Linked DNA regions of Homo sapiens: region 2 is linked to region 1. A link is a contact called in ENCODE Hi-C data. All regions are on one chromosome and are shown on one strand. Each heading gives the region's core, a stretch centred on a gene start or an enhancer-like site at or near the end of the contact. The rest is flanking DNA. Distances are from core to core; before and after follow the strand shown. Region 1 holds the start of MCUR1 (mitochondrial calcium uniporter regulator 1). Region 2 holds the start of NUP153 (nucleoporin 153).

Region 1 (6,653 bases), core at 2,097-4,596:
TAAGGGCTTTAGTCTTAGGCCACATGGTAGCCCCAGGAGCTCATGGTTCAAATCATCCTATACCTAGACATCACAATAAAATAAGACGACCTCTTCCCAATAGTTCCTATTAAGAACCCTAGAATTGGGCCAGGCGTGGTGGCTCACACGTGTAATCCCAGCAATTTGGGAGGCTGAGGCAGGCAGGTCACTTGAGGTCAGGAGTTTGAGACTAGCCTGGCCAACATGGTGAAACCCCGTCTCTACTAAAAAATACAAAAATTAGCTGGGCATGGTGGTGCTTGCTTGTAATCCCAGTTACGTGGGAGGCTGAGACAGGAGAATCGCTTGAACCCAGGAGGTGGAGGTTGCAATGAGCCAAGATTGAGCCACCACACTCCAGCCTGGGCAACAGAGTGAGACTCCATCTCAAATAAACAAACAAAAAAAGAATCCTAGAATTGAAGCTTTTTTTTTTTAGATGGAATTTCACTCTTGTTGCCCAGGCTGGAGTGCAATGGTGCAATCTCAGCTCACCGCAACCTCCACCTCCTGGGTTCAAGCAGTCCTCCTGTCTCAGCCTCCCAAGTAGCGGGGATTACAGGCATGTGCCACCACACCCAGCTAATTTTGTATTTTTAGTAGAGACGGGGTTTCTCTAGACTGGTCTCCAACTCCCGACCTCAAGTGATCCGCCCTCCTTGGCCTCCCAAAGTGCTGGGATTACAGGCGTGAGCCACCGCGCCCGGCTGCTCATTAACTCTGATTGGGTGACATGCCCATGCCTGTGGTCTGCAGAGCGATCAGTCTCTCCAAACCGCATGGACTGAGAGCAGAGAAGAGCCACTGCCCATGGAAAACTAGGGTGCTGAGACCAAAAGAAAGGGAATGCTTTGGAAAATAAAACAACAGGTGTCACATCCAAGGAAAAGTGGATGCTATCCAACCTGTAGTTAGAACTGACATTCATTATACTCCTATCATAGGCCAGGCACTGTGCTAAGTGCTTTACATATGTTATTGTATTCAATATGGCTGGTAATAGTAATACATGAAAAGTTAGTCAACATCATTAGGCATCAGGGAAATGTTATGTTAAAAATCACAATAAGGTACCATTTTATGAGGACTGAAAATATCAAAATTTGGCAAGGATGTGGAACAACCGAAACGCTCATCTATTGCTAAGAGTGTGAAAGGGTGCAGTCGCTTTGGAAAAACAATTCAGCAGTGTCTAAAGTTAAGCTACCATATGATTCAGCAATTTGACCCAGATACTTTCCCCAACAGGGATAAAAATTATGTCCACACAAGGTCTTATACAAGAATGTTCATAACGCCCTATGCATAATAGCCAAAAACTATAAGCAAAGCAAATGGCCATTAATAGAATGGATGACCGCTTGTGGTATGGTCATACAATGGAATACTATTCAACAATTAAAAGCAACTAATTACTGATACAACAGCATGGATGAATCTCATTGATATTGAAGTCAGACGCAAAGCAGAAGAAAGACACAAGGCAATGCATATTGTAGGTCTCCATTTACATGAAGTTCAAAAAAAGACAAAACTAATCTATGGTCATTGAAATTTGAAAATAGTTGGCCGGGCGCGGTGGCTCACGCCTGTAATCCTAGCACGTTGGGAGGCCGAGGCGGGCAGATCACAAGGTGAGGAGTTCGAGACCAGCTTGGCCAATATGGTGAAACCCCGTCTCTACTAAAAATACAAAAATTAGCCAGGCGTGGTGGCAGACACCTGTAATCCCAGCTACTCAGGAGGCTGAGGCAGGAGAATTGCTTGAACCCGGGAGGCAGAGGACACAGTGAGCTGAGACTGCACCACTGCACTCCAGCCTGGGTGACAGAGCAAGACTCCGTCTCAAAAAAAAAAAGAGAAAATAGTTGCCTTGGGGTGGTGGTGGATTGTCTGGAAAACTGGCACAAAATAACTTTCTGGAGCAATGAAAATGTTCTAGATCTTGACTGGGTGGTATATACAACTGCTAAATGTCATCAAGTTGCTAAATGACATTTATCAACTGCTAAATGTCACCTAAGTCTGTGGAATTTACTGTATGCAAATTATACCTCAATTTTTAAAAATTACAAAGGACTAACATTAAAGTTTGTGCCACAGTTTAATCGTTCCTCTAATGTTGTGCACTATTTTCCCATTTTTTCACAATCACAAATTATGATACAATGACTATCTTTTGTGCATATGTGAAATTACCAATATTAAGCATTTTGACCCATAAAAATGACAAGTTTGTATAGTCAAACCTAGTAGATATTTAATATTTTGGATTATTCCCATTATCCCCATTTTTAGTTAGGTGACTTGAGAAAAGTTTACAAATTTTTGTTGATACTCATTGCTAAACTGCTTTTTCTACCAATTTTATAAATGTATACTCCTTTTACAAAAGTGTCTTAGGTTGGTGCAAAAGTAATTGCGGTTTTTGCCATTACTTGCAATGGCAAAAGCCGCAACTACTTTTGCACCAACCTATGACTTGAATCCTGTTTTTCAGTTCTTCAAATTTTGATAGACACTTATCTTGCACATCCATATGCACGCTCCTCTCTTCCCAGCACTTTGTACATCTCTCATGGCTCATAACACATTCTTCCATCACGTATGTGTACACATATGGCTGTATAGGAAAACAGCTTCTGGAGGATAAGAACAATTTGTTTTGCGGTTTTTTATTTTTAATAAAATCTCCTAGCTTGGTGCCTTATGCATTTCATTTATTTATTCAACTAACATCTTCCAAATTCACATAAGGGACCAGTTATCTGTGAATGGTGTAACAGGCCTTCAAAAAGTCCACGAAACTAAACATTACCAGTTTCAAATATACCCGACAGGTCTCATTTTAACATTCATGCCCCACGTTTTAAGTTCCCAGATTGCTACCTTCCCATGTTTTTGGTGCTCTAATCTGGAAACAAAAACTCTGAAAATTTAGTTTTGAATGTATTATGTGAGGGCCTTTCCCTGGGCCCTGCTAATAATTCCTTAAAATGCTCCCCAGAACCACATGTTTGGGGACTTAGGATAATCAGTGAAATCTAGGGCAGCCTGTCGGTCTGAGACTTTTCACAGGACTCTGAAGGGCACCGGGGTAATTCCTTTTTAAGGACAGCAGTGCAGTGAAAATGCAAATCGTGACAGCAACAAGCTCCTTCCAGTTCCGGAGTGCCCGCAGGCTCCTCCCGGTCGCCGCCGTCGCCTAGCGAATGGGGTGGGGGCTCGCACGGTCCCCGCATCTCGGAGCGCCACGGCGGGCTCCTGCCGCCCCGCCCCACCCCACCCCCGGCGCGCGTCCCGAGCCCCGCCCGCGCGCCCGGCAGGAAAGGGCGGTCCTGCGCTGTGGCCCACGCTCGCTCCCGCTGTCGGACTCTGGGCCTGGACCGCGCGTGGCCGGCGCCAAAAGCGAGAGGCATGAGCGCGCGCCCGGGCCAGTGAACTGCTCGGGGATGGACTGCGGCTCGGTCGGCGGCCAGAGGACCCAGCGCCTGCCCGGCCGCCAGCGGCTTCTCTTCTTGCCCGTGGGCCTCAGCGGAAGACCGGGCGGCAGCGAAACCTCAGCACGCCGCTGCCTCTCTGCGCTCTCCGACGGTCTGGGGGCGCTGCGCCCTCGCGCCCCGGCGGCCCGCGGCGGCGTGTCACGTGCCTCACCGCTGCTCCTCCTCCTGCTAGTGCCCTCCCCGCGCTTGGCCGCCGCAGCCCCGCGCCGGCAGCTCGGGGACTGGGAGCGCTCGCGCCTCGGGTATGCCGCACCCCCGGCCGGGCGCAGCAGCGCGTGGAGGTGCTCACCGGGCGTCGCCGCTGCCGCCGGCGCCCTTCCCCAGTACCACGGCCCGGCGCCTGCACTCGTTTCCTGCAGGAGAGGTGAGGCCCGGGCGGGAGAGGAGAGGGGGCTCGTCTCGCGGGGTTGGACGGCGGGGCGGGGATCTCAGCTACAGCCTCCCCGAGGAAAGGCCCGGCAGGCCGGAGGGCGGGTCCTCCAAGGCCACCGGCATCTGCCCGGAGCGTGGGTCGAAGGTCCGGGCCCGCCCTGCTCGGCCGCGGTGGCGGGGCTTAGCCCAGAAGAGACGAATTCCTGGGAATCCCGGGCGCTAAAGTTGGAGGGAGGTGCGTGCTGGGGCGGGGAGTTGGTGCCCGCCCACTCCTAGGGTCTGCTTTTGGGCGCCGCCTTCCAGGAGTTCTGTTTGGCAGCGCCCAGCCTGTTGGGCGTTCAAGGGGAAGGGGTGTGTATGTTTGAGCAGCAAAGCTCTGGGAAATGAAGGGATTGCTTTACAGTTTGATTTCAAATTCTGATGGAATCATTAATTCGTGGAGTCCTAGCGTCTGCCCTGTCCCTGGCGCTTTTCTAGATGTGTGAGATATATCAGTCCACAAAATCTTCCCTCTGGAGCTTAATTCTAGCAGAGCAGACGCAGTAAATATGTGTGTGTGGATATACGTATGCATAATTGATGTATATATAATTTATATATACAAATAATTTTTATATATTCGTAATTCGATGCCTGGTATAGAAAAATAGGATAAGGCTTGGGAAGTGGAATGGGTCTCCAGTTGTGAATTTAAATAGGGTGATCAGAATCGATTTCATTGAGAAGGTAGCATTTAATTAGAGTCATGCATCTCTTCAGGACAGTCGCCTACTGAGAAATGAGTCATTAGGCGACTTCTTCCTTGTGTGAATATTGTAGAGTGTGCTTACACAAACCTGGATGCTACAGCCTACTACACACCTAGACTATCAGGTAGAGGCTAGTGCTCCTAGGCTACAAACCTGAACAGCATGTTACCGTACTGAATACTAGAGGCAATCTGAACACAATGGTATTTGCGCATCTAAATGTAGAAAAGGTAGAGTAAAAATATGTATTATAGTCTCATAGACCACTGTCGTGTGTGCCCCTCTGTCCTGGGCTGAAAGGTAGTTGTGGGGCTCATGACTATTTAAAGGAGGTGAGAGAGATCACTGCCCTGGAGATGAGGAAAGTAAATAGAATCAATTTATTAGATAGCATATTGTTGATTAAAGAAAAAAATCATTTCTGATAATCAACAGACTTGGCAAAATTATCACTTTGGGCAGTCTATACATATTCATTAGTAGCCATCACTAACTACACATTTTTCATATTTTCTTCAACAGATAGGCCCACTAAATGTTGACCATATCTATAATTTAAGAATATCATTGGCTGGGGTAAAAACTGATTAGTAGAGCAATAAAGTGAAGGAAACTTTATATACAGAGAGTGGGGAATGAGTAGTGAACTCGGTGTCACTGTCCTTCAGTAATTAGGAGTCGGAGATGAGTTTGGTCTTTATTCTGTATTTTGCCTTTTGTTGCGCTTTTTCTGACAAGCTAGTAATTTCCAATTTGTTTTTCTCTCAATGCAAGAGTATAGGGCAAAAAGAGAGTGTTCTTTCTCACGGATTTGCTGACCAATCGGTAAGGTGGTACTGTTGTTTTAGTGTCAGCTATCTCATTCTTCAGTCATCATAAAAAATGAGTATGGATGCATAAAAACAGAAGAGAGCAGAGACACAGTTAAGGAAGCATGTATGCCCATTAACCAGCCAATGAGCGTTTCCCAACCATTTGTTTGCTTGGTGCCTGAGGTTCTCGGTTGAGCTACTTAAGGATGTCATGAGTAGGAAGTTTGTATTTGGTTTCCTCATCCTGTCCAAGGCTACCTTTGGGCCTCTATTGTAATTGTGGGTTTTTAATATTCTCTTGATATGCTGAAGGTCCCCAGAAAGGGGAATTGCATGTTACACGTTGACACAGCTCAGTTGGCTCGCTTCCTTATGATCAGTGAGGAGTCTGGGAGTTGGCGGTGTCCTCAGGTACTGCCCTTTGACAGAAGGCCAAGAGGGCATTTCCTTCCCTCATCAGGGGTTGGAGTGACCAATGGAAAGTGGCCAGCCCTTCTGTCGACCTTTCAGAGGCAGGATTTCTTGGAAATAAGCTTGCTGTTTCTGGTTCCAATCTTTTTGAAAAAGAACAACAATAACAAAAAAACTGTAGTATCCAAATTGGCGTTACAAAGTAGTCATGTGATTGTTTTGTTTATGTGGGGGTGGGGGTGAGGAGGTTATGTTTTAAATACATGAATGATTATTTTCTTACTAGAAACAAGGAATTTAGGTCTAGAGTAACCCTGTCACTCTTCACAAGTCATTCCAGACTCAGGTGTTTTCGAGCTCCCTGACACATGGGGCAGTCCAGTAGAGTTCTGGGGCAGGTGAGGTGGTCCTTAGGAGGTCCCCTGGAGAAGTGCTTTCATTCCTTCACTCCCACTGTTTCTCAGGCTAGGTCTCTTCTGTGTTGGGCAGACATCCTGGGTCTCTTCTCATGGAGGCCAGTTTTAGTCTCAGGACTGGAAATAAACTAAAAAAGAGGTACCAGATTTAAGTGAGCTCGTTTATGTGAAAAGGGAAGAACTGAGGAGAAAGGAATTCATCTCAAATTTTCCCTCTAGACAGTTTCATAATCCAGATTGTAGAAGTCATTACAGTTCAATTACCAAAAAAAAAAAATTATTCCTAGCCTGCTGTATGCCAGGCCCCTTGCCAGATGCTAAAGATAAAAAATGAGCAAGACTGGCTGCTCCTGGGCAGCTTGGACAAAT
Region 2 (6,496 bases), core at 238-2,737, 3.9 Mb before region 1:
CGCCATTGCACTCCAGCCTGGGCAAAACAAGAGGAAAAAACTTCGTCTCAAAAAAAAAAAAAAAAGAAAGAAACAGGATCAGTAACTTCCCCAAGGCTACACAGCTAGTAAGTGGGAGATTTATAGTAAATAGGCTGGGCGTGGCGGCTCACACGGGTAATCCCAGCACTTTGGGAGGCCAAGGCGGGTGGATCACTTGAGGTCAGGAGTTCAAGGCCAGCCTGGCCAACATGGCGAAACCCCATCTCTACTAAAAATACACAAATCAGCTGGGCGTGGTGGTGCACGCCTGTAGTCCCAGCTACTTAGGAAGCCGAGGCAGGAGAATAGCTTGAACCTGGGAGGCAAAGGGTGCAGTGAGCCAAGATCGCGCCACTGCACTCCAGCCTGGGCGACAGGGCAAGACTCTGTCTCTCAGAAAAAAAGAAAGAAAGAAAGAAAGAAAAAAAAAGATTTATAGTAAGTCTAAGATTTTTCACAACATATTTTTCCTCCCTAATCATTTGGCTATTTGTCTTTAGCTCTTACAGAAAAGTTGGGTTATAGTCCTGGCTTTGATTACCCATCTCAGTGTCATTGATTGTGCCACCTAAATTTCTCTGGACATCTTGTCTGGTTGGTTGAATGAGAGGGTTGGACTATGTGATCACCAGGACCTTTCTAATCGTCAACTCCTAGAATATACATTTTGTGGATTCAGTCTTTGAGTCTAGCTCACTTACTCAGTTTCCTAAATATTTGGAGCAAATATAGTATACTTTTATTGTTAAGGATATATCACTTACCCCTAATGTTAGCTGACTGCATGGGTTATAATTGTAATCATTCATCGCATTTTTCGTCTATTAGCAAATATACATGCTCTCCATAGATGATCACGTCTGCTCCTCACAACAGCTTTATAAGGTGGATTTTAAAGCTCCCATTTTATGGAGGAGGAAGCTAAGGCTCAGACGGTTTTGATTCATCCAAGGTCAAATAGGTTGGGTGGCAGAACCAGAATTCCAGCCCCGTGTGTCTGCAACAAAACCTTTATATGTTTAAAGAAACATTAATGAAGCCGTATATATTTTCTAATTCTAAGGATCATGGACTTTATTTTTCAACCACAGATTTTTTTTTCCTCCTTCTTAAATCATTAGCTCTTGTCTTTGATTTTACTGTCTGCTTACTTCCTGCCTACTTAACCAACCGACAGGGAGAAGGAGAATGGGAAGAGGTTACTGTTTTTATGTTAAGTGTCTTTTCAAAGTCTAATTTACAGCCAAGAACAGCAAAAGTACCCCTTGGCTTTGTGCCTCTGCGGCGCCCCGGAGATCTCCTTCCCCGTCCCTCTTCCTTTCCGAGAAGCCGCGTTCCGTTGTTGAACTACGTTTCCCAGCGTGCCGCGCGGCCGAGAGCGTGGACTCGACCAGCCCTTCCTCTTTGCCTATCAGCTCGTCGCAGCATGATGATGCAAATGCGTCGGGCGCCGATGAGTGACGACATTCTGGCTCGCGACCGCGGCAGCCGCCTTAGCAGGGGTAATAGGCGCAACGGCGGCGGAGGCTGCAGGGACGACGACGACGACGGCGGCGGGGCGGGCGCTGTGCGCACAGGGGAGGGGTAGGCGGGCGTCGCCAGCGGCTTCAACTGCGGCAGCTACGGCTAGGGCGACGGAAGAACTCCCACCAGTCGGCGGTCGAGTTAGGCCTCAGCACCGCGGGGAACTGTTCGTGCTGTCCTCTGCGGGAGATCTCCATAGAGACCGTGACACACACAGAGGCGGGGGTCCGCAGAGGCGGCCGGACCGGAGCCTCCTCGGCCTCTGCGGCCGCCACCCCCTTCCCCGCTGCCAGCACTCACCCTCTCTCCGCTCCTGCTCGCAACCTCGCGGTTCCTGGGGTGCTTGTGCCCACTGTGTGGACAGCGCGGGCGGACTTTTGGGCCGGGGCCGGGCGGCGGGGGAGGCTCTCTAAGGCCTCCGCCTCTGCCTCTCCCGCCCCCTTACCCGCCCCGGAGCGGGAAGCGGCGGAGGCTCCGCCATGGCCTCGGGAGCCGGAGGAGTCGGAGGGGGCGGTGGCGGCAAGATCCGGACGCGGCGTTGCCACCAGGGGCCAATTAAGCCTTACCAGCAGGGGCGACAACAGCATCAGGTATGGGACCCCGACGCCGCGGTGGCCTGGCGGGTGGGGAAACTCGGCTGGAGGGGACGGGCGGTTCGAGGCCCCGGCGCCCCACGTGGAGCAGACAGGAGGGCCTGAGGAAAGGCCCGAGTGAGGCTCCGGGGGAGCTCAGGCCGTTGGGGGTGGCGACGGGAAGTGGGCTGAGACAGGCCCAGCCTTGCGGCGCACACGTGTGGTTTGGGCCGCCTTTCCCCCAACTCTCTGGGTCAGGGGCTTTCCCAGGCAGGCTCTGGGCGGGAAAAGAAATTGTAGGCCCATGATGCGCGCGTTTCTTTATTTTTTGGCGGGGATTTGGAATTTGAGGGTATTACTCATGTTCTCTCGAGGGAGAAAGGAAAAGATGTGGTTGATGGCCCTTATACTTGCTGTTTTCTGGTGTCCCTTCTTTAGTGTGTTTGAGGAGGGGGGGCTGCCCCTTGGAATCTTAACTCTGGGGCAGACGGGGAGTTGTGGGGGGCGCTGTTACATGGAAAGTGGAATAACTTAGTCTCAGCCTATGAGTTAATTCTCGGTTTCCCCTGCCTGTGGCCCTCCTCGTCTTGAGAGCATTGGCTTAGATTTTATTAACCAGGTTATAGTTAACCGTGGCACTGGGGCATTTTGAAAGTCCCTCTCCACCCTTACGTCTTTTCTCTGCTGCGCGACTCCCCTCCCCCCCCCCAACACCGCCACCCCCGCCTTTATTTTGGAGGCTGGAATTGGCCATTCTCCACAGTTGACCGGGACTCCAGCTCTGATCTCATACACAAAATATTTTAATATTATGAGGCGTATTCTAGAAGTATAGTTACTTTTGACACTCCAGGAATGTTGGTGGTCTTATAGTTTAGCCACTGTATGAACTCCTGGATGTTTAAAATTATAAAAAAGGATTATCCTAATTGTAAATGAGATAGTTGATTCTGAGAAAATTCCATTTTTAAAATATTGATTGTTAGAAGTATTGAATAGGAAAATGTTAACTTATTTTAATAAAGCCACTTATCAGTGATACTGAGGTGGGAAGTGTGTGTCTTAAATTTGTTGAAAAACAAAAGTGTAGCAAAAGGATCTGATAACTTGTTGCCTACTGTTAAAGGTAGACTTCCTAGATTACTTTATTCTGGATGCTAATAAAGATTACACACTTTCACATGGTTGATGTTGTTAAATTGTGTCATTATCAACAGATTTTTAAAAGTAAAGATTTGGGTCGGGCGCGTTGGCTCACGCCTGTAATCCCAGCACTTTGGGAGGCCGAGGCGGGTGGATCACCGAGGTCAGGAGATCCAGACCATCCAGAGACGGTGAAACCCCGTCCCTACTAACAAATACAAAAAATTAGCCGGGCGTGGTGGCAGGCGCCTGTAGTCCCAGCTACTTGGGAGGCTGAGGCAGGAGAATGGCTTGAACCCGGGAGGCGGAGCTTGCCGTGAGCAGAGATCTTGCCCCTGCACTCCAGCCTGGGCGACAGAGCGAGACTCTTGTCTCGAAGAAAAAAAAAAAAAGTAAAGATTTGAGGAATTTTTTTTTTTTTGTCTTCTAGTTTTCTTAAATGTTTTTTATTTTGAGGGAAATGTTTGAGTAGTAAAAATTGTGGTTCAGGTATTTTCAGTCGTTCTCTACTGATGGTTAGGTTTGGCACTGTTACTACTCCCACCAGTTTTCCCCCAGATATGTACATAAAGTGCTTAGTTTTCAAATTTGTGAAGAAAAGGGGTATTTGCGAGCAGATTTAAGATTAGAATTCAGGTCACAAGCCTGGCCATTTAACCTAATCCGTCTGTAGAATGGAAGTTACACATGCATGCTTTCTTTTCTCCTATGAATGCCTTTGAGTGCTTAGATTTTCTTGTATGACATGTAGAAAAATGACTTGTTTTAAATATAGGTCATTGGATGGTCTGAATAGAGGTTAGAAGGGAATTAATATTTTCCAGATGTCTGAAGTTATCACAGCTTTTTTTTTTTTTTTTGAGACGGAGTCTCGCTCTGTCACCCAGGCTGGAGTGCAGTGGCGCGATCTTGGCTCACTGCAAGCTCCGCCTCCCGGGTTAATGCCATTCTCCTGCCTCAGCCTCCAGAGTAGCTGGAACTACAGGCGCCCGCCACCACGCCCAGCTAATTTTTTGTATTTTTAGTAGAGACGGGGTTTCACCATGTTAGCCAGGACGATCTCGATCTCCTGACCTCGTGATCTCCCCGCTTCGGCCTCCCGAAGTGCTGGGATTACAGGCGTGAGCCACCGCGCCCGGCCCCTGATCACAGCTTAAATGTACTTAGATAAAATAAAAATCTAATTTTGGGGAGATGATGTCTTAACAGCATAACACCTATGATCCAAGGTGTCTTAGAGTTGATACGACTTCAGGCTGTGTAGTTTTGTTTTAAATCTTGATAATTTATCATTGCCCCTTATCTAAAATACTTTTGCTTCTTGTCCTATTTAATTAAAAAAGAAAACATATTTTAGCTTTTGAATTGGGAAGTAAAGGTATTTAGGGGTTTCTTGATCAACACTGTAGGTGCTATTTAATATTGGCAGAAACTACCACTACCCAAGGAAAGTATTCAGGTATATTCAAAAGAATACTCTCCTTTTTTTTTTTTTTAATCTTAAAAATAAGGACTTTCTTTAGTCCTTATTGAGGCTTTGGTGGACATAGGGTCTACCCACTTGCTGTTTATTATCCTAGGCTGTCAACTGGATGTTTTGCAGAAGCTGCTGAGTCATCATGAAGCAAGCTTCATGACATGGCATGTTTTATACTAATGTTATTTGATTAAGTGTCCAAGGGTTTCTGGGCAAAAATTAAGCTTTTGGTAGTATAGCAGAAAGTTGGAGTAAGAAACAATGAGAGGTCTGGCGCTGTTAGTTAATGGATGTTTGCCAGTGCCTGTCAGGGCAACTTGGCTAGTACAGTCACCCAGTACCTATGACTTCTGCATGTGTTCATTTGACTTGTAATTTCCTGTTTTGACTTCTGGGTTTAGCTCTCCTGGGAAATGCTGTAAGTTTACTACTTTCCTTCTTTAACTTATTTTTTTTTTAATTTTTTTTTTTTTTTTTGAGATGGAGTCTCGTTCTGTGGCCCAGGCTGGAGTGCAGTGGCTCGATCTTGGCTCACTGCAACCTTTGCCTCCTGGGTTCATTCCATTCTCTTGCCTCAGCCTCCCAAGTAGTTGGGATTACAGGCATGCGCCACCACGCCCGGCTAATTTTTGTATTTTTAGAGACGGGATTTCGCCATGTTGGTCAGGCTGGTCTCAAACTCCTGACCTCAGGTGATCCACCCGCCACAGCCTCCCAAAAGTGCTGGTATTACAGGCGTGAGCCACCGCGCCCGGCCCAAATTCTGATCTTTAAAATGTCATCTTGCATGAAGTTGTGCAGACAAATTCATTGTCTTGCTCAAATAACTGAAGAGTTATAAGGGTAATAACTCTTAAGAATTGTAGAAGCAAATATGAAGAACAGCCCTGAATAATGCAAGCTGATCATTCTTACTTGCCTTCTCCCCTACCCCTTTACCTTTTTGCCTAGATGCATTTAGGAAATGGTGTCATTTTTCTTTTCTCCTTTCTTTTTTTGAGACGGAGTTTTGCATCTGTTGCCCAGGCTGGAGTGCAATGGTGCAATCTCGGCTCAGTGCAACCTCTGCCTCCTGGGTTCAAGCTATTCTCCTGCCTCAGCCTCCCGAGTAGCTGGCATTACAGGCATGCGCCACCACAAACGGCTGATTTTTTTTGTTTTGTTTTTGAGACAGAGTCTCGCTCTGTCACCCAGGCTGGAGTGCAGTGGCACGATCTCTGCTCACTGCAAGCTCTGCCTCCCGGGTTCACGCCATTCTTCTGCCTCAGCCTCCCGAGTAGCTGGGACTACAGGTGCCTTGCCACCACGTCCGGCTAATTTTTTGTATTTTTAGCAGAGACGGGGTTTCACCGTGTTAGCCAGGATGTTCTCGATCTCCTGACCTTGTGATCCACCCGCCTCGGCCTCCCAAAGTGCTGGTATTACAGGCATGAGCTACCTCGCCCGGCCAGAAATGGTGTCATTTTTCTAGTTGAGAGTGAATAGGTAACTGAAGAGAATGTGGTTAGTTCCTGTCTTCCTTTTCCATTTCCTTTTTGTTCAGATTGTCAGGCACAGAAAGTCAGCTCTTTGGAGAGGTCAGGCTGCTTGCTTTTCTTAGTAACCACTACAAAAAACTTGAGTCCATGGGCAAACCAGAACCTACTGCCACCTCCTGGTGAGAGGAAACCACTTATTTTTGCCCTTTTTGTCCCGGGATGGGGGTGGGGTGGGGTGGTGTGGGTAGTATGCTTCAGACATTTATCTTCTGGTTTAGAGC

Evidence for each region. A loop is a pair of places that touch in the nucleus more often than their neighbours do. Pooled maps may share reads with other maps.
Region 2: a pooled map shows a loop between it and region 1 (18-fold over the local background). The contact joins the promoter of NUP153 here to the promoter of MCUR1 in region 1. A Hi-C loop is called at or near these places in 2 of 37 single-sample maps with no recorded cell type and 11 of 50 pooled maps.

Annotation. Positions count from the first base shown.
Region 1 is chr6:13,811,250-13,817,902 of GRCh38, reverse strand. MCUR1 (mitochondrial calcium uniporter regulator 1) reads left to right here and starts at 3,346. Exons shown (of 9, transcript NM_001031713.4): 1 at 3,346-3,888. The coding sequence starts at 3,474. LOC107986571 (a long non-coding RNA gene) reads right to left here and starts at 4,093. Exons shown (of 2, transcript XR_001743986.3): 1 at 3,814-4,093. RefSeq lists an enhancer at 2,879-2,978 and silencers at 3,139-3,408, 3,489-4,158.
Region 2 is chr6:17,701,916-17,708,411 of GRCh38, reverse strand. NUP153 (nucleoporin 153) reads left to right here and starts at 1,487. Exons shown (of 22, transcript NM_005124.4): 1 at 1,487-2,135. The coding sequence starts at 2,025. It overlaps NUP153-AS1 (NUP153 antisense RNA 1), which reads right to left and starts at 1,369. Exons shown (of 3, transcript NR_134618.1): 1 at 1,284-1,369; 2 at 786-1,018. RefSeq lists enhancers at 1,296-1,565, 1,375-2,069 and silencers at 1,656-2,165, 3,497-3,656, 4,173-4,342.